Linked DNA regions of Homo sapiens: regions 1 and 3 are each linked to region 2. A link is an interaction called in ENCODE POLR2A ChIA-PET data of the cell type or tissue named here. Cell type or tissue: GM12878. All regions are shown on one strand. Each heading gives the region's core, and the rest is flanking DNA. Links, peaks and the distances in the headings are about the cores only. Region 1 overlaps GNB5 (G protein subunit beta 5). Region 2 has its middle 12 kb from the start of MAPK6-DT. Region 3 holds the start of LOC112268150 (a long non-coding RNA gene).

Region 1 (6,564 bases), core at 635-5,634, 130 kb after region 2:
CCCAGCTCTTTGCTTGCCTGGCTCTTTCATGATCCTGGCCTCAATGTAAAGATCACCTTCTCAGTGAGGCTGTCTTTGACCTCTAAGAAATGACCCATCCCATCTCCCTGTTTTACTTTTATCATAGTAGTTATCAGTATCTGAAATTGTATATTTGTGTTTGGTCTAGTTTGTCTCCTGTAAGAGAATAGAGACCTTGTCCATCTTGTTCACTGATATATTCCCAGTTCCTAGAATAATATCTAGCATATAAATACTTAATAAATATTTATTGAATGAATGGATGAAAAATGCTGATTCAACTTAGGGAGGATATTAATTGCTCCTAATGTAATTAAATTAAAATTCTCCATGAGTTCTGGAGCACTGTTCAGTTCCACCACAATCAGCCTTTCTTCCCGGGGAGGCCTCTCTCAGCCAAGTAAACTGAGTCTGGAGGCGGTTCCTGGGCTAAGGATTACCCAAGCCAGGCAATGCCGGCAGAACAGAGAGGTGGCATGAACATTCTACTCACTGACCGGACACTGTTGATGTCAGATTCATGTGTTTCAAAGGCCTGCACGCACTGGCCGGAGCGCATGTCCCACACCATGGCTTTCTTGTCACATCCCTACAAATGAAAATTAGCCAGAGTTATGGCCACTTTAAGGAATGTCTATAGACAAGGCACGAGTCCCAGTTATATAACACAGACCATTTATTTCCCATTAGCAAATGGTTGACAACACACTTTTCTGAGACTAGCTTTACCTGAGGGCACTTTCCTTAGTCAGAAAGCCCTTAGACGCCTAGAACTAGGTCTTGGGATGGGAGGCAGGAGGGAAGGCACTCGGCTTCCTCTTTTAGCTTGTTTTCTTCTTTTGCACATTTCTGAATGGAGGCAAACCCTCCTTACCCTCCCCCGGGCATCTCCCTTCCTTTCATTTTTCCTTCTTTTCTCTCTTCTCTTTATACTTGCCTCCCTAAGCCCAGAGGGCAAGGCAGGCAGGCAGTGGTGTGTGGTGGGACCTCTCTAGTTGTGACATTAATAAATGGGTTGGCAGTGCCCAAATGGAGCAGCCGAGAGTCCCAGCTTTGTTTTGGTGTATGGGGCAGCCCTCAGCAAAGCTGGAGAGCCAGGTGCCCCGGGCCATCTGCACCCTCAGCAGCATGCTGGGCTGGGAATCTGCAAACCAGGGGCCCATAAGGGTGCTGCCATCGACGCGCAGGGTGGCTTAGGCAAGTCACCTCCCTGGGCGTCTGCCTCAACACCTATAAAGTCAATGCTCTCTTCAGGTTGCTAACATGACCCAGAAGGTCACAGACATGAGGGTTTTTCCATTATCCTATCAAGGCTCTGGGAGTAGTTTGATAAGTTCCTGCAGAGTGGTCATGTTATCAAGCTTAAGTAGTAGAATGTGGACTCTCAATAGTCAAATAGCTTATATGATCAAACAGCTAAAAAGTAACAGCTTAAAACTGGTGTCTAAGTTGTTGGTTTCAACTTGGAGCAGAGGGAGGTGTGTAATGAAGCACCATCACACATCTGAGGAAGGCCCGCTGTGGGAGTTCAGCATCCCGAGTGTCTTTACTGAAAATGTGGGCAAAGAAACCAGAAAGGCCTTCACATCTTTAGAGGACACTCAATTGGATGCAGTTTAGTGCTCTGAAAGAGACAATATGATCTACAGTAATAGCAGTAATTTTTTAAAAACACAGTAGAGTTGAGGAGAGATAAATACAGTGATACCAAGGCACAGGGTTGAAACATCTACACATGGCCAAATACCCAGGAAGAAAATCAGGGTCCCTGCTAACTACAGCTCATACAGCCCTGGCCTGGCTCCCAGGATCGATATGTGGGCAGCCTGGAGCAAAGGTCCCTTATGTGTCCCAGCTGCAGAAGTCACCTGACAGTGTGTGCGTCACTGTCCTGTCTCACCACTGCCTCCTGACGGAGGTGAGACAGGACCCATGGTAAGGTCAGCTGGCCCAGCTCTCTGTCCTTATTCTCAGGCTGGCCCCAGAAAGACTTGCCCCTCCCATTTGCATACACACTGCAAACTCTTCCATCTACTGCTTGTACCATCCTGGGGAGGGGAAGTGCAAATACCACTATGCACTATGGCCAACTTATAGCGGATGCGACTTACAGTCAGGTAGCAAAGCCCTGACCCAGGCACCCTGACTCCTAGTCTAGTGCTTCTCTGAGTCTCTGTGGCCCTGTCTGCCAATTCTGAGCTTTCAAAGCCTCTGTTTCTTGCACCCTGTGATGGGAGGGAGGATGGTGGCTGGCAGGGGTAGGGTAGGAGAGTGCCCCACAGGCCTCAAAGTCCTGGTGGCATCACAGCGTTGCCTCAGCTCAGTAGCCATCTGACCTGCCATGCCCTTGTGCGCATCTCTGATGCTCTCAGATGCTAACTCTCTGCTATTTACTTGAGGAATGACATTTTAAAATGTGGCAGATATGCACCTTGAGTTGCAGCACTCATACAGGAGAACATTCCAGATTACTCTATAGACTGCTAACATCAGTGGCAGAACAGAAGGAGGCCCTCACAGCTTAGCCCTGTAGCTGCCCACCAAGCCCCCGAGAGGGGCCTGGAGCCAGTGCGGTCACTGCAGGAGCTGGGGGTTTAGTGGGGAGTTGAGAACAATTCCTGCAGCCCCTTCTAGGGAAGTGCCTAGGCTAATCCCATGAATGGACAAGAACTGCCACCATAAGCCTCCTTAGTGGACACAGGAGCCCTAGGGAATTTCCACTGGGTCTTTACCCCAGACACGAAGGTGTTTCCAGTTTCTGAGGGGGCCAGGTCCAAGCAGAGGACGTCAGCCCCATGTCCGTGGAAGCTCTGCAGCAGCTGCCCGCTCTCCACGTCCCACAGGGCACATGTGCCATCGCCGCTCGCTGTCAGGATCTGCCCGCAGAAAAGGACAGGAAGTGGGTGGTTGTGGTTATTGCTTATGCCGGGGGCAGTCAATCAGAGGCTTAACGTTCCGCAGGGAAAAGCAGAACACACACACACACACACACACACACACACACACACACACACCCTACCTGCTGTATCTGGGTTCATGCACAGAAATCTCTCTCCTATACAAAGAAGGAAAGAGTGCATTTCCTACACCCTCACAGTCCTTGAGTTGTGTTTATATGGTTGTGGTTATTGCTTATGCCGGGGGCAGTCAATCAGAGGCTTAACGTTTTGCAGGGAAAAGCAGAACACACACACACACACACACACACACACACACACAGGGAAAAGCAGAAAACACACACACACACACACACACACACACACACACACACACACACACACACACACACACACCCTACCTGCTGTATCTGGGTTCATGCACAGAAATCTCTCTTCTATACAAAGAAGGAAAGAGTGCATTTCCTACCCTCACAGTCCTTGAGTTGTGTTTATATGCCTGCCTCCCAGCAGAGCTGAAATCCTGGCGGCCTCATGGTGGTACCTACAGGGCTCTACACATGCCTGGCTCGTAGGAAGTGTTCCGTGAGTCTCTACTGAGTGTTTAAAACCTTCGATGCCTCCCACTGCTGTGCAGGCCAAAAACTTAAAGTGCTTCTTGGATACTGATGCATACACATCACTGGGCTGCTTGCTAATAGAGTCTGGGGTGGGGCCTGAGCGTCTACACTTCTCACAGGCTCCCAGGGAATGCTGAGGCTGGTCACGGGGCACACTGGGAGCAGCAGGGGTCTAGGCAGCATCTTGTTGGACATTCTCTGTTGCTGCTTTTCCCGAGCACAGTGCTGCCCAGAGGCTTCCCAGGACCACTGACGGGTGCCAGAGGATATTCACGCATACACAGGTTCAAGAAACATCTGCTGTGTGCTGACAGTGTCTGCCAGGCACTCTGCTAATGCATGAGGGTTTGCAGAAAGATTGTGTCTCAGTTTCTGTTCTCCCAGAACTCAGTTTAATAGGATTGCCAGTAAGAATGAAACCAACATAATTCCCCATCCCTGTGTTAAACAATTCTGGGACCAGGCCAACTTTCCTGTTACTATGTTAAACCATATTGAGACCAAGTAAAAATAACTTAACTGCTTGCTGCAGAAAATACCTGCTCCTGGGAGAAAAGACTGTGAATCGATTAGACAACTTACCAAGATTAACAGCTTGCTCATCCAGACTCAAAGACTGTTCGCTTGCTGGGCTCACCAATCCAAAGCTAAAACGGCCTTGCAAGACCCACCTTAAAATCACCAAGCCTGGACCCTGAAATCCTCTAAGTACCCTTCCCTAATTCCTCCATTTTCAGAACCTACTAAGATTCTGCCAAGTGGAGGTTCTCCCTTACTGTGGCAGGTCAGATAACCTTAGCTTTGCTTGGTTGCAAGTATTTCTGATGTTCGCTTGGGGAGTTGACATCACCAGTAGACAAGGATCAATGACAACAGCATGAGAAGTGCTGGGATCCAGGTGTGCACACAGGAGGGTCCCAAACCCAGTGTGGTGATATCTGAGTTGGTCTTCAAGGAAGAGTGAGAGCTGGCCAGGTGAAAGAAGGGAAGGGGAGAGACAAACTCCAGGGGGGCCTATGTCTGCACTAAATGAAAGGTGAGCCCGTTCACAGGTGGGGACTCAGTCTGAAGCCAAGAGAGCACTCTGGAAGCTTCTGGGCAGGAGAATGAGAAAAGCAAACGTATGTTTTAGGAAACTCTGGCAGAGGCCCAAAGAGCCTCTGGATAGCTTACAAGTACAAAGGTCAGCCATAGAGTAAAGGCACACAGGGGTGCCCAGGGAAAGACATGGGGACAGGGCTGGAATTTTACTTTTTGTCACTGCCAGTGTGTATGAGGCCTGGGCTCTGGCTGAGCATACCTTCCTGGGATTGGGAGAAAGGCAGTGAGGACTCAGGGTTCGGGGCCCTCATAGGCCCAGCTGGCGGCATCACAGAGCCCTGGAGCCAGCTGGGTACTGACAGCAATGGAGGGGACCTGCAAGGGAGAAGCTCTCCCTGCCTTCTGGCTGCTCCACAGGGCCTGGGTGAGGTGATAAGACCGTGGAGGAAGTGGCTCTTGCAGCATAAGTGTCCACAAGAGAGCCCTTTGCGGATGATTACTGATGGCTGAGGAAAGAAAAGAGGAATCAGGCCTTATGCACCGCTAGCATGCAATGCAACCACTGACCACACCACACCTTCAATTTCCAGCTGCTGATGGGATCTCTCCTCCTCACCCTTTGCCCCCTTTCCCTTTTTCTTCCCCTCTCTCTTATATGTTAGGCCTTGAACATAAAGAATCTCATTTTTTTCCCAGCACTTTGGGAGGCTGAGGTGGGCGGATCACCCAAGGTCAGGAGTTCAAGACCAGCCTGGCCAACATGGTAAAACTCCAACTCTACTAAAAATACAAAAATTAGCCAGTTGTAGTGGCTCACGCCTGTTGTCCCAGCTACTTGGAAGGCTGAGGCACTAGAATCGCTTGAACCTGGGAGGCGGAGGTTGCAGTGAGCTGAGATCACGCCACTGTACTCCAGCCTGGGCAACAGAGTGAGACTTGGTCTCAAAAAAAAAAAAAAAAAAACTCATTTTTTTTTCTTTTTTTGCAGGGAAGGAACAAATTACAAGGAGGGGAATCTGCTCCCGCCCTGGTGTTGCACCCACTGGCTGTCCACAGGACCCCCTCCAGCCTTGACTTCCCTCAGGAGGCCTGCATACATCCAACAAGATGACTTAAGCTAGCAAAGTAGCTTATGGACACACAAAACCTGAACCGAGGCTGAAATTTGGGTACTCATATTTTGTTGGATGCTCAAATTCCCTCAATCTCTCCTGGCCCACACCCACTAGTGGCTGTTCCAACTCACTGCTTTCCTAATAACACTTGCAGTAACTTACAGTTTATTTTGAGACACCAGGTCCAAACAATTTTCTTTAAGCAACTACCCCAGTCTTGCTCTTTAATTTAGGAAATTTTCATACCATACTGTTTGATCAAAGAAATGAATAGTTTTTAAAAGTTAAAAGTAGATTTCTAATACTTTTCAATTTTGTGTTTCTGATCTTCATTATAATATAAGTAAAAATAAAGTTTAAAGACCAAACATTTATTCATATAAATGCATTAAACAGAACCCCTAACTCATTGTCACTCATTTGTTCTGGAATGCAGAGAATTTGTAAGTTTAATACCATAGTCTCATACCAGCCGCTTGAGTTTCTCTTTTATCAACCTAGATCCCAGGGATTGAAGAAAGCTGGAGGTTCATGAGTTCAGTAGTACCCAAACTAGGCCATGTATCAGCATCATCCATGAAGCTTTGTGTTAATAATAATAAAATTGGCTGGGTGCAGTGGCTCACGCCTATAATCCCAGCACTTTGGGAGGCAAAGGCAAGTGGATTGCTTGAGCTCTGGAGTTCAAGATCAGCCAGGGCAACACACCAAGACCCCATCACTACAAAAAATACAAAAATTAGCCAGGCATGGTGGCGTGTGCTTGCAGACCCACTACAGGCCTACCAGCTACTTGGGAGGCTGAGGCAGGAGAATCACTTGAGCCTGGGTGGTGGAGGCTTCAGTGAGCCCAGACTGTGCCACTGTACT
Region 2 (6,564 bases), core at 917-5,916:
CATGAGGCAAACCCGGAAGGAAATGGTAGCTGACAGCTGTGTGCTGAGCACAGTCCCCACAGCAGGGCAGCAAGTCTTTCCTTGGAGGGGGATCTGGTCAAAGCATCTCAACATCCACCACAGGTATCATGTCAGCAATTGACTCTCAAATTGTTCAGGTAAAAATTCATTATGCTATGTGCGCAACTTTTCTGTTAGTTTGAAAAACTTTAAAAATAAAATGCTTTTAAAACAAATGGACAGACTTACACAAATTAAATGTGACTGAAAAAATGTCAAGAGCCTCCTGTTGCTGATGCAAAGAAAGGAGCATGATGTTGAAGAGATGAAAATTCATTTGAATGAGTAAAATAGGGATGGCCAGAAGAATTAGTGAGAGATAAGAGTGAAACAGTAAATTGAAGTTTCATCTTTGCTGATGCAATATAATTCCAAGACTTCAGAATAGGGCAAGAATGCAAAATGCTTATTGCCTCACATTTACACTGGCCTTTAATTTCACCTCACCTCTTCTGAGTAGGTGAAGTCTCTTCTAGACTACCTTTAGTAGCTCCTGTTCCCTATCTCCCTTTTCCTTTTGTTCCTTTCCTCCCCACGACCATCATGAAAATTGGTCTGTGGAGATGTGAGTCTTTACTAAGCGTCTCATACTGGGATGAAGATTATTTTTAGGATTAATCTGAGTCACAGAGGGAGGAGGGAAAGAACCATTTTAATCTTTTCCTTTTCACTCCTTCATAACCTGCTGTACAGCTAAATCATTTTACAAATACGTCTTTCCTCCTTTTCCCTAGGAATGCTTTGCCTTTTATCTTTCCTTTGGAAGCAGTATCCATAAGCCTTCATCAGAAGCTTCTAAAAGTGGAAGGGATTTTTCTTTGTTAGAAAGGACCACGGGCTAATTAAAGGAGATTGCTATAAGCTGCTTTCATGTAAGTAGATCCATTTATTATTATAGCGGTTGTTGGTATCTGAGGGGTTATATAGTTGCCCCTGTTTCCCTTTCTCACTGGCCCTCTCAGCTACACCCATGTCTTAGTCTGTTTTGTGCTTTTTATAACAGAATACCTGAGATTGAATAATTTATAAAGGAAAAAAATTTATTTGGCTCACAGTTGTGGAGGCTGGGAAGTCTAAGAGGGGACAGTATCTAATGAGGTCCTTCTTGCTGCATCATCTCATGGTAGAAGGCAGAAGGGCAAGAGTGATCTCAAGAGGGCAAGAACGATCTCCAGAGGGCAAGACATTGAACTTGAAGCTTCCAGCTTTATTATAATCAGCATGATTCAATTCATGAGAGTGGAGCCCCCATGACCTAAACACCTCCAATTAGGCCCCACCTCCCAACACTGCTGCATTGGGGATTAAGTTGCCAACATACGCTTTTTGGGGAACACGTTCAAACCATAGCAACCCCACTCTGGATTTTCCCTTCTGTCGCTCTGAGGCTGAGCGTGGAAGGGACTCCTGCTTTCTGTGGAGAGATGCAGGCAGAGACTGTGTTTGACCTTCTTCCTTTGCAGCAACATGCTTGAGCATGCCTCATGTTTCACTGTTGGACGACATTTCTTTGAGGGGTAAATAAGCATGTGAACGCTACACTTTAAAAAATATCTTTACCAATTTACACATTAAACACTGAGGAAACAAAGAAGAACAAACAAAACCCCCCAAATAAGTTACCCCAAAAGGTGGGAGAAAGTTCTATCTTGGATAAAATAGGCACTCAAAGGCTATCTGTTGAATGACTTGAATGAATGAAGAGAGATCTGGGCCAGGTGCGGTGGCTCATGCCTGTAATCCCAGCACTTTGGGAGGCTGAGGAGGGCAGATCACCTGAGGTCAGGAGTTCAAGACTATCCTGACCAACATGGCAAAACCCTGTCGCTACTAAAAAAGTACAAAACTTAGCCAGGCATGGTGGCGGGTGCCTGTAATCCCAGCTACTCAGGAGGCTGAGGCAGGAGAATTGCTTGAACTTGGGAGGTGGAGGTTGCAGTGAGCCAAGATCGCACCACTGCACTCCAGCCTGGGCAACAAGAGTGACATTCCATCTCAAAAAAAAAAAAGAGAGAGAGAGATCTGGCTTAACTTAGGTGAATGATAGTTTAAACAGGCAAGCTTCTGGCTGAAGATACTAACAGCACCCCTTATTTAGAGTAGGTTAGCATTTTAGGGGTGCTTCCACACACATTATCTCATGTATTCCTTGGACAGACCCCACCCTTCGAGGGAGGGGAGGTAGGTGCTATTTATACCATTTTAAAGTTGAGATTAAATGACTTGCCTGGAATCAAACAACTAAGTGGCAGAACTGGGGCTTACACCTAGGTCTGCTGACTACCGTTGGTGCCAAGACATCAGAGAGATTCTTCTGGTTTCACAGTGGAGCCCCCAAGGATTACTGCTGGGGGACTTGTCTTACTTAAAACTGTGATAGACTGTGTGGAAGCAGGCCCATGTAGGAAATGGCCTTAAGCTCTCCAGAGTAGTAACTACCAAGCAGATGGATCTAAATTGAAAAGATAAGCTTCACACAGCTTATGTGAGTGGACAAAAATATGGCAAATGAGTTTCATTCTGTACTGAATTGGAATAATGCATTTAGTATTGTTAGTCTAAAGTCACTTAAAAGAAGATGAGTTGGGAGCTGTGCTTTATTCTAAGAAAGAGACCCATGAGTTATTGTTGACTGTTTCCTAAAGTCATATAACAATATGCTAGGCCTGTTTGCTAAGAACGTGGAAAACAGAACTGAAAGCATTATTTTGTCTTACATTTGACAAAATGGTAATGAAGTTATACCTGGAATCATGCATTTAATTCTCCCTGGAAACCGTAAAAAAGAGTCTAGTATTTAATAGATATACCAGGTCATAGAAAGAGGTAACTAAAATGACCAAATAGATTTCCTAAGAAGAAAGTTGCTTTAAAAGTAGAATTAAATAAGGGGAAATTTGAAGGAAACCCCTATTCACCTTTCGTTTTCAACTAACATTTTTTTGAGAAACCACTACATTCAGACACTGTGCTCAACACTAGAGTTTACAATGACTAAAACACAGAAGTTCACAATCATTGTGTGAGAATATCAGCCGGGATGAATCATGAGTACAACTCAGCACAGCTATTCTTGTGTGCTTAGTGGATTGGCAGCTGGTCTAGGGTACAATCTCTTGAACTTGGTTGGTATGTGTTGGTTGCCAGGGGCCAATCAACCCTGGTAAACCTGCAATCAAGTTCTTCAAGCAGCAAATCTGAAGAACTGGACCCTTCATATCTACCAGAGCATAAAGTGAAATTATGACTTATTAATAGCGTCATTAACATTTAGTTGTTTACCTGGGTCTAACAAATACCATCCTTCTCTGTGGTCTCAGCACTTCTAAGCTAGGAAGGTACAGACAGTCCCTGCTTGTGACTGAGTTATGTTCCCAAAAGTTGATTTCTAACTTGGTTGTTTGAAACTGAAAATGTATTTTCCCCAGAGAATCAATGTTAGAAATACTGGTTCTGTTCTCAGGCCAACTCTTAGAAGGCCATTTAGCCCATATGCAGCTTGACTTTGAGACTATAGAACTGTGACCTACGACATTGTTTCTATGGGAAAATGTGCCCCAGAAGGAACAAGGTCTTCCTTCCTACCCCACTTCCTACCTCCCTGTGTAATGAAGCCTGTGTGTTTATTATAGGAAGTGCTGCTCCCAAGTGTGGGCGGCTGGGCTTTGAGGCAGCCTTGGACACTTACCCCCAAGGGCAGAGATATTCTCACTTCTCCTGTCCCAGCTCTGGCAGGGAGGGGAGTGGGAGCAGGTGGGGAGTCTGTCCCTGACCCACCTTCTTCAGGGCTATCTTCTGGGGGGTGGGGTTCTAGCAAGACTGGCTACATAATTTCTGGGGCCCTTTGGTTCAAAAGGCAGAAAAATAAAAATGCTGCTAAGCTAGTTAAGAAGACAACTTTTTTTCCTCCTGCTCTCTCTCTCTTGACTTGTTACAGTGTTTTAAATATGTGATTTAATGTTATTCTACGTAAGAAAAAAGAAAAATTTAAATTACTAGCATGAATGTTATAATTCATTTTTATACTGTGCAAAGCCAGTTTTAAATACAAATATAAGATCATTTAATTCCTGAGGCAGGAGGATTTGCTTGAGCCCAGGAGGCCAAGGCTGTAGTGAGCTGTGTTTGCACCAATGTACTCCAGCCTGGGCAATAGAGCTAGAGCTCTATCTCAAAAAAAAAAAAAAAATTAATTCCTTTGTGGACTCACCAAAATGACATAATTTCTATTTTTTAGCTCTTACATATATATATAGTTGGTTATTACCAGAATAGTATAAAAACTACACAAAACTACCTCAACTGATATTTCACCTCTTTTTTTTTTTTTTTTTGAGACGGAGTTCCACTCCGTCACCCAGGCTGGAGTGCAATGGTGTGATCTTGGCTCACTGCAACCTCCACCTCCCAGGTTTAAGTGATTCTCCTGCCTCAGCCTCCAAAGTAGCTGGGATTACAGGCACCTGCCACCACGCCCGGCTAATTTTTGTATTTTCAGTAGAGACGGGGTTTCACCATTTTGGGCAAGCTGGTCTCAAACTCCTGACCTCAGGTGATCCACCCGCCTCAGCCTCCCAAAGTGCTGGGATTACAGACGTGAGCCACTGTGCCCAGCCCTTATTTCACTTCCTGATGCACACACATTGTACTAACACTCCACCTTTGACTTACTGAGGAGTAAGAAAGTACTGAAAGGCAAAGGAAATGTCCTCAGCACAAGCAGTCAGCTAACACAGGGAAGTGACACAAGAAAGAAAAGATATGATAGGGTACCGTGGTCTTTTATGTCTTAGAATGCCATTGCCTTCTTTCGGTTTGAAGTTCTGGTTCCAGTGGAAAACATGACTTCTCAGAACTATCAGGACCCCCACTTACTCAGCCGTAGACAAAACAGGCTTACCTTGTATTAATACTTATTTGCTTTGTCTTGCTGAATTCTGATGCACCGCGGGCTCACCAGAATCCTGTGCACATGGGTCATGGAGAACACTATACATGAACAGGGTGGCAGGAAATAGTGAACATACTTATTGCATCTATCTCCTCTGCTCACCTGCGTGCTCCACTGCCACATCTGACTTCACTACACAACACGAGTTCAAAGATAAAATCATCAGGAATGTCAAGATGGTCATAGCAGAGCATTAAACCAAGCATGGGGTCCTTTTGCACGCAGGGCCCTGTGTAATGCCCTGGTTGTGGGAGGGAATGGGATGGGCACTCATAGGTTTAGAGTGAGGCCAGGATGGGCAGATGAATCTTAGGCCTCTTGAGCCCCTGGCCATTTTTCTTCCAGGACACCAGACCTAGGGGATTGCCAGAGGCAATGATGAATGCAGATAAAGACTCCAGAGGTGGTTATCAGTTTCTGGGGATGATGACATCTTCTGGGAAGGGAGTTCCAGTGGTAGTAATTATCAAGTGGTAAATGGGAGGTGAGAGGCAGGATTGTGGAAGGCAGACCTACTAAGCCTACCATATGATATACTAATTGATAAATGGAGCACTCAGAATGACCAGTGAAAGCAAATGTTGGGTACAGGATTAGTTAGAGGAAGTGATTACCTTCTTCCTCAAAGGACAGGATAGCTTGACTACTGAAGTGCAAAGGGGAGGAGCATGACCTTGTGAGTTGAAAGCTGCTTTGTCTCCACAACTCAAAATATTTATCATTCCCTGCACATGGGCTGACAAACATCCGGTCTATTCTTTCCTTTTATTTACTCTGGTCATGTGGCAGAGACCCAGGTTGTTCTCAAAATCTGAGACTAGTTATAGAAGGCTTTGTGGTCTCAAGAGGTTCAAGTTGGACACTGTCTCCAGAAATTAGGAGTATCTGTTCTCTTCAAGGTATTGGGCCTCTCAAGATAGAAGGAAGGACAGAATGCAAATAAGAAAACCTTTGGACTAAATTTCCCTGAAGCCAGAAAGTGTCACTCTCTCTATGCTTCTCTTAAAATGTGTGTGTTGGGAGAGGCTGTAAGTTTTGTATTACTAGTTTAATTCTACCATTTCTACAAATTTGCCTTGCTTCCAGAAAATTCTGACTTCCAAAGCAGAAAAATTAGAGGGGCTCTTTGGATTATTTATTTGGTTTTATAAAATTATTCCAATAGATATTTCCCAGTACTTTTAAATGTTTAATTATATAACCATTATTTAAAAAGTAAATGTATAGTTTTTGTCTCAGAAATTGATTTTATTACAAGGAAAGCCAGGTTTTGTCTAAAATATTTAAGCAATTTTTTTTTTCTTTTTTTGAGACAGAGTCTTGCTCTGTCGCCCAGGCTAGAGTGCAGTGGTGCTATCTTGGCTCACTGCAACCACTGCCTCCTGGGTTCAAGTGATTCTCCTGCTTTAGCCTCCTGAGTAGCTGGAATTACAGGTGCCCGCCACCATGCCCGGCTACTTTTTATATTTTTAGTAGAGACACAGTTTCACCATCTTGGCCAGGCTGGTCTCAAACTCCTGACCTTGTGATCCACCTGCCTCAGCCTCCCAAAG
Region 3 (5,746 bases), core at 1-5,000, 96 kb after region 2:
TGCCTCAGCCTCCCAAAGTGCTGGGATAAATATTAATAGGCATTTATTTTCCCGATGAGGTTACAGAAGTTAAGGAAGGTTAAATAACGTGGTATTGTGATTTGTATATGTAGCTGTCTCTCTAATTTGGTTTTGAGGTCTCTCTTTGGAGGGGGTCAGAAACCAGCCACTCTCCAGGAGAGCCGTGGCCAGGGGGAAGGGTAGGTTCTAGGGTGTCAGTCAGGTGAGGCATAAGGAGGAGGCGAAACCAAAACGCAGGAACAGAAGAAATCTCTTACTTACACATCCCAGAGAGGTCCGGCGAGCAGAGGGAGCCCGAGGGGGAGTTCAGGGGCCACGGGAAGCCAGAGAGGAGAGGGAGGGCCTGGAGCTTTGTCCTGGGGCTTTCCCGTGGGGGTGTGGCTTGGCTGATTCAAGAAGAACACGTGCAAAGCGGGGCTTATTCACAGGAGTCTGGTGTTGGCCGTTAGGTTTGATCGTGGTCAGCAGCTGTGTGATGTGTGGGTTCTGGGTCAGTGCGATGAAGAGCAAATGGGCCGCATTACAAACAACCACTCAGGGAGGGGAAGTGTTACCCAGACCAGAGGTGATACAGTGAGACTGGGCTTCAGACAACTTAGGTCAGGCCTGAAAATGGATGCTGAGGCAGCCACTGTATTAAACAATTTATGACACTTGGCCAATGTCATTCAGTTAAAAAGTATCAGGGCTGAGATGAGAGCAGGCAGGGTCAGCAGGCCAGCCATGTCTTCTTAGTTTGCTTTCAGCATGTCATCTCGTGACTGGAACCCAGAGGGGAACCTCTGGGTAAGAACCAGGCAGACGCAGAGTCATGGCTGAGGGCCAGGCGGTGACTCATGCCTGTAATCCCAGCATCTTGAGAAGCTGAGGCAGGAGGATTGCTTGAGCCCAGGGGTTCCAAACCAGCCTGGGCAATATAGTGAGACCTCGTCTCTACAAAAGAAAAATTAAAAAATTAGCTGGGTGTGGCTGTGCCTGTGGTCCCAGCTACTCAGGAGGCCAAAGCAGGAGGATTCCTTAAGCCCAGGAGGTCGAGGCTGCATTGAGCCGTGATCCTACCATTGCACTCCAGCCCAGGTGACAGAGCAAGATCCTGTCTCAAAAACAAAAACAAAAGCAAAAAACAGTGTCATGGCTAAAACAATTGTCTTGGAAATCAGATGATTTTGGTTCAAGAACTGTCCTCTTGACAACTACATGTCTTCTGGCAAGTTACTCAACCTCTGGGTCTCAGTTTCCTCAAATGAGTAGAACTCAGCATAGAGTCAATGATGAATAAATATTAATTAACCATCATAAGTTACTGATTCTCATGAAAGGAGGCAGGAATATACAGAGGAGAGATAAAGGTAAAGGAGGGAAACAGAAAGGAAAAATCATGTATACTTTGAATAATCTTTTATTTCCAATTAACTATGAAACAAACAGTTCAGAAAAATTCCATGTTGATTTTGCAAAAATTTTTTTTCTTTTGTATTTTTAGTAGAGACGGGGTTTTGCCACGTTGGCCAGGCTGGTCTCGAACTCCTGACCTCGTGATGCGCCCGCCCCGGCCTCCGAAAGTGCTGGGATTACAGGTATGAGCCACCACACCCAACCTGATTTTGAAAATTTTCAAATCAGAAAACAGAACCTCAAGGAATAAAACAGGAGCAAAGGCAGTTTCTCCCCTTTCATGCTCACCGGAAAGAACTTTGCAATAACTAGCTCATTAGGCCTTGAAATGGCTCATTAATTAATGCTGATTCTTTAAAAATAAAATTTCCAGTGACTTGGCATTCGGATCACGTCCAAAGTTAAGATAAATTCCCGAACCCTGAGATGATGAGATTTCACTTCCACGCCACATGCCCCAGATGTTCCCTGTGTACTGTGTTTTAATGGCGGCCAAGCTGATGGACTTGCCCTCCTCTTCCTCATCTTAAGGATGGCGTGGTGGATAATTAGCACTCAGCCCCTGCTCTCTCAGTTCCTCTTTTCTCCTCAGACCTCTAATGCCTGGCTCTCAGATGAGAACTTTGCTTCTTATTTCACAGAGAAAATGAAAACCATCTGAACAGAACGTCCACACCCTCTCTCTTCTACATCTCCTAATACCTTGCATCTGTATCCATATGCAGTTATCCCTCTGTATTTGCAGGGGATGGGTTCCAGGACCCCCCACAATACCCCAACCAGACATACTCAAGTTCCACAGAACTTGAGTTCTACAGAACTGGGCCCCACAGAAACCAGTGTAGATGAAAGATCAGCCTTTCAGGTTTTACATCCCTCGAATACCATATTTTCCATCAGCAATTGGTTGAAAAAATCTGCCTGTAAGTGGATCCATGCAATTCAAACCTGTGTTGCTCAAGGGTCAACTGTACTTGGCCTCTGTCATCTTATTGTGGATGAACCTTCAAGGCTCCTCCTCCTCACAGCACTAGATCTCCTCTCCTCTCCTGCCTGCATCATCAAATGCTCCATCTCTTGCATCACTTCCATCTGCATTCATGCATGCTATTAATTCTCCCTGAAAACAAAACAAAACAAAAAACCCTCTTGGCTGGGTGCAGTGTCTTACGTCTGTAATCCCAGCCCTTTGGGAGGCCAAGGCAGGTGGATCACTTGAGCCCAGGAGTTTGAGGCCAGCCTGGGCAACAAAATGAGACCCTTGTCTCTACAAAAAAATACAAAAATTAGCTGGGCATGGTGGTGGGAGCCTGTAATCCCAGCTACTCGGGATGCTGAGGCACGAGAATCCCTTGAGCCTGGGAGGCGGAGGTTGCAGTGAGCTGACATCGCGCCACTGCACTCCAGCCTGGGCAATAGAATGAGACCCTGTCTCAAAAAACAAACAAACAAAAAACTGCATAATGAGTACATGTAGGTTCATTTTATTTTTCTCTCTATTCTTTTGTATGTTGGAAAATGTACATGAAAAAAGGTTTTAAAAATCATCTCAATTTTACTTCCTCTCCAATGATTACATTCCTTCTTTCCTTTTATAATAATGATCCTTGAAATCGTTTCTCTACATGCTGACTGATTTTTCTCCTCCCATACTCTCTTGAACCCACTTCATTCAGGCTTTCCCCCGCTACCATTCCAGCAAAATTGCTTTTCTTAAGATCATGAATGACCTCCACATTGTTAAATCCAGTGGTTATTTCTCAGTCCTTATCTTACATGACCCTCAACTAAACTGGATAGTTATCATTCCTTCCACCCTAAACACTTTCTTCACCTCACTTCCAGGACTGCAGCCTAGCAGGGAACTTGTAGTTGTCAACAGTATTAATGTTTTTCTTACCTCCTTAACTCCATCAATTAAATAATTAATTCTGAAACCCAGACTGTAGATTTGATTCCCATCCTGGTGTTAGTTTTGTACAAAGAAAGGATGTGTTCCCAGGCAGAATGCAAATGTTGGCAGTGGGTCACAGGAGTGAGGCTGAGTCATAACCATTAGTAAGACAGCTCAGAAATCAGGGCCAGCTCATGACAGGTCTGCATGATCAGTAGGAAAGGATGTTCCTGTGACCATCTGAACAGGGGCCCACAGCAGCCCCAAGAGAGCTACTTGCTTAGAAGCTGAAACGGGGGTGTATGTTTTGTTTTTTTTTTTTTGAGACAGAGTCTCACTCTGCTGCCCAGGCTGCAGTGCTGTAGTGTGCTCATGGCTCACTGCAGCCTCAACCTCCTTGGGCTCAAGTGATCCTTCAACCTACAGCCCCCTGAGTAGCTGGGACTACAGGTATGTGCCACCACACCCAGCTGAATTCTTTTTTTTGAGACAGGATCTCCTCTGTCACCCAGGCTGGAGGGCGGTGGCACGATCTCAGCTCAGTGCAGCCTCAACTCCCTGAGCTCTAGCAATCCTCCCACCTCAGCCTCCCAAGTAGCTGGGACCACAGTCATGCACCACCATGCCCAGCTAATTTTTGAATTTTTGTAAAGATAGGGTTTTACCATGTTGCCCAGGCTGGTCTCAAATTCCTGAGCACAAGTGATCCATCTTGCTCGGCCTCCCAAAGTGCTAGGATTATAGGCATGAACCACCACGCCTGGCCACCCAGCTAATTTTTCTTTTTCTTTTTTTTTGGTAGAGATGGGGTTTCACTATGTTGCCCAGGGTAGTCTCAATCAAACCCCTGGGGCTCAAATGATCCTCCTGCCTCGGCCTCCCAAAGTGCTAGGATTACAGGCATAAGCCACCTCACCCAGCCTGGGAGTGTATAATCAGTACTGGTGCTCAGATTCCTTCCATAGGTCCCTTCCTCCATCCCATACCAGACACTGCTAGGCACTGGGTATACAAATGCTGTAAGTAGGACACAGTCCTGCCCTCAAGGACATTATGGTTCACACAGGGTGAGACAAGTCAAGAGCCACAGTCTGAGCCATGAATGAGCACACAGTACAGGATGTTGTGCAGGACAGGGTCCTCCCAAGGGGACTTCTAGAAGAGAAGACTTGAATAGCAAGCAGGATTCAGCTGCAAAACTAATGCAGTAGGTAGAAGGGCAGATGGAAGCAGGGAAGAGACGGAATCTTGCTCTGTCGCCCAGGCTGGAGTGCAGTCGTGCAATCTTGGCTCACTGCAACCTCCACCTCCCAGCCTGGAGGTGGAGAAGGCACAGCGTGTGGTGGGGTGGTTTGTGCATAGCAGGATGTAAGACCAGAAATTTGAATAAGGGTGAGAGTTGAGGGGAGGAAACTTAGAGGATGGGTCAATAGGGGCAGCAAACCACCATGCACACGTATACCTATGTAACAAGCCTGCACAGTCTGCACATGTAACCCTTTTTTTTTTTTTTTAGAATAAAGAAAAAACAATTGAATAAAATGCTGATCACATAGGCCCTGGTGAATTAATTTCAGCAATTTGAACTATATCTGAAAGTTGGGGGTCACCATTACAGGACTTAAAATTGGGAAGCTTGAGCCGGGCACGGTGGCTCACACCTGTAATCCCAGCACTTTGGGAGGCCAAGGTGGGTGGATCACCTGAGGTCAGGAGTTCGAGACCAGCCTGGCCAACATGGTGAAACCCTGTCTCTACTAAAAATACAAAAAGTGAGCCAGGCGTGGGGGTGCACACCTGTAATCCCAGCTACTCGGGAGGCTGAGGCGAGAGAATCACTTGAACCTGAGAGGTGGAGGTTGCAGTGAGCTGAGATGGCGCCACTGCACGCCAGCTTGGGAGACAGAGCGAGACTCCATTTCAATAAATAAATAAATAAAAATTTTAAAAAAGCATGCATGCATAAAGCAATTAGGAATGTTATGAACTAATGATCAATGTGATTTTGTGCACCTGTGGGCCATTAACGATAACGAAGGTCGTTACTAAGATCATTAGTAAGTATTTGAACACCGAGGATACTAGAGGGAGGATGGAAGACATTTTGATTAACAAAGAAAAAGAATATGTCCTGGGAATGATCAGGTGCTGGTGGGGAAAAACAGCAGGGAGATGAGGGAGGCAGGTCCAGAAGGACTCCAAAGTTATAGGGAAAGTATAACTGGAAAAAAACAATGAGTGAAGCAAACAGCATTTACCTGGAAGTGCTAGAAGCCAGGAATGCAGGAAAAACTTGAGAGAAGATAAGTTTTCAAAGTAGACAAATGGTCGTGTATCAGGCCAAAAGTCTCCAAGACTTCACAACTGCCACCCCTTGAGAACTGCTATTGAAGTGGGCAGACCTGTGATTTCCAGGCTGATGGGTAATGGTATCTC

The links. Peaks named below come from ENCODE experiments on the same cell type or tissue, not always from the same donor. Only the 100,000 strongest peaks of a DNase experiment are listed, where the experiment ranks them.
Region 1: POLR2A ChIA-PET joins it to region 2 with 12 read pairs; 3 of 35 experiments call an interaction of 5 or more read pairs at or near these places.
Region 3: POLR2A ChIA-PET joins it to region 2 with 17 read pairs; 8 of 35 experiments call an interaction of 5 or more read pairs at or near these places.

Annotation. Positions count from the first base shown.
Region 1 is chr15:52,132,860-52,139,423 of GRCh38, forward strand. GNB5 (G protein subunit beta 5) reads right to left here. Exons shown (of 13, transcript NM_016194.4): 8 at 2,754-2,897; 9 at 519-610. Among named protein-coding and RNA genes, the nearest start is that of BCL2L10, 23 kb to the left of the region's middle. In GM12878, for the core only: no CTCF peak of the experiment used is centred there; DNase peaks (open chromatin) are centred at 2,952 and 5,102; H3K27ac peaks cover 935 bases.
Region 2 is chr15:52,003,471-52,010,034 of GRCh38, forward strand. It overlaps a transcript of MAPK6 not described here. Among named protein-coding and RNA genes, the nearest start is that of MAPK6-DT, 12 kb to the right of the region's middle. RefSeq lists enhancers at 3,224-3,353, 4,966-5,105. In GM12878, for the core only: no CTCF peak of the experiment used is centred there; DNase peaks (open chromatin) are centred at 3,101, 3,481, 4,811 and 5,681; H3K4me3 peaks cover 677 bases; H3K27ac peaks cover 4,794 bases.
Region 3 is chr15:52,100,188-52,105,933 of GRCh38, forward strand. LOC112268150 (a long non-coding RNA gene) reads right to left here and starts at 357. Exons shown (of 2, transcript XR_002957719.2): 1 at 283-357. RefSeq lists enhancers at 585-744, 645-939, 4,396-4,515, 4,536-4,605. In GM12878, for the core only: a CTCF peak has its summit at 4,733; DNase peaks (open chromatin) are centred at 784, 1,994, 3,474, 4,684 and 1 weaker place; H3K4me3 peaks cover 891 bases.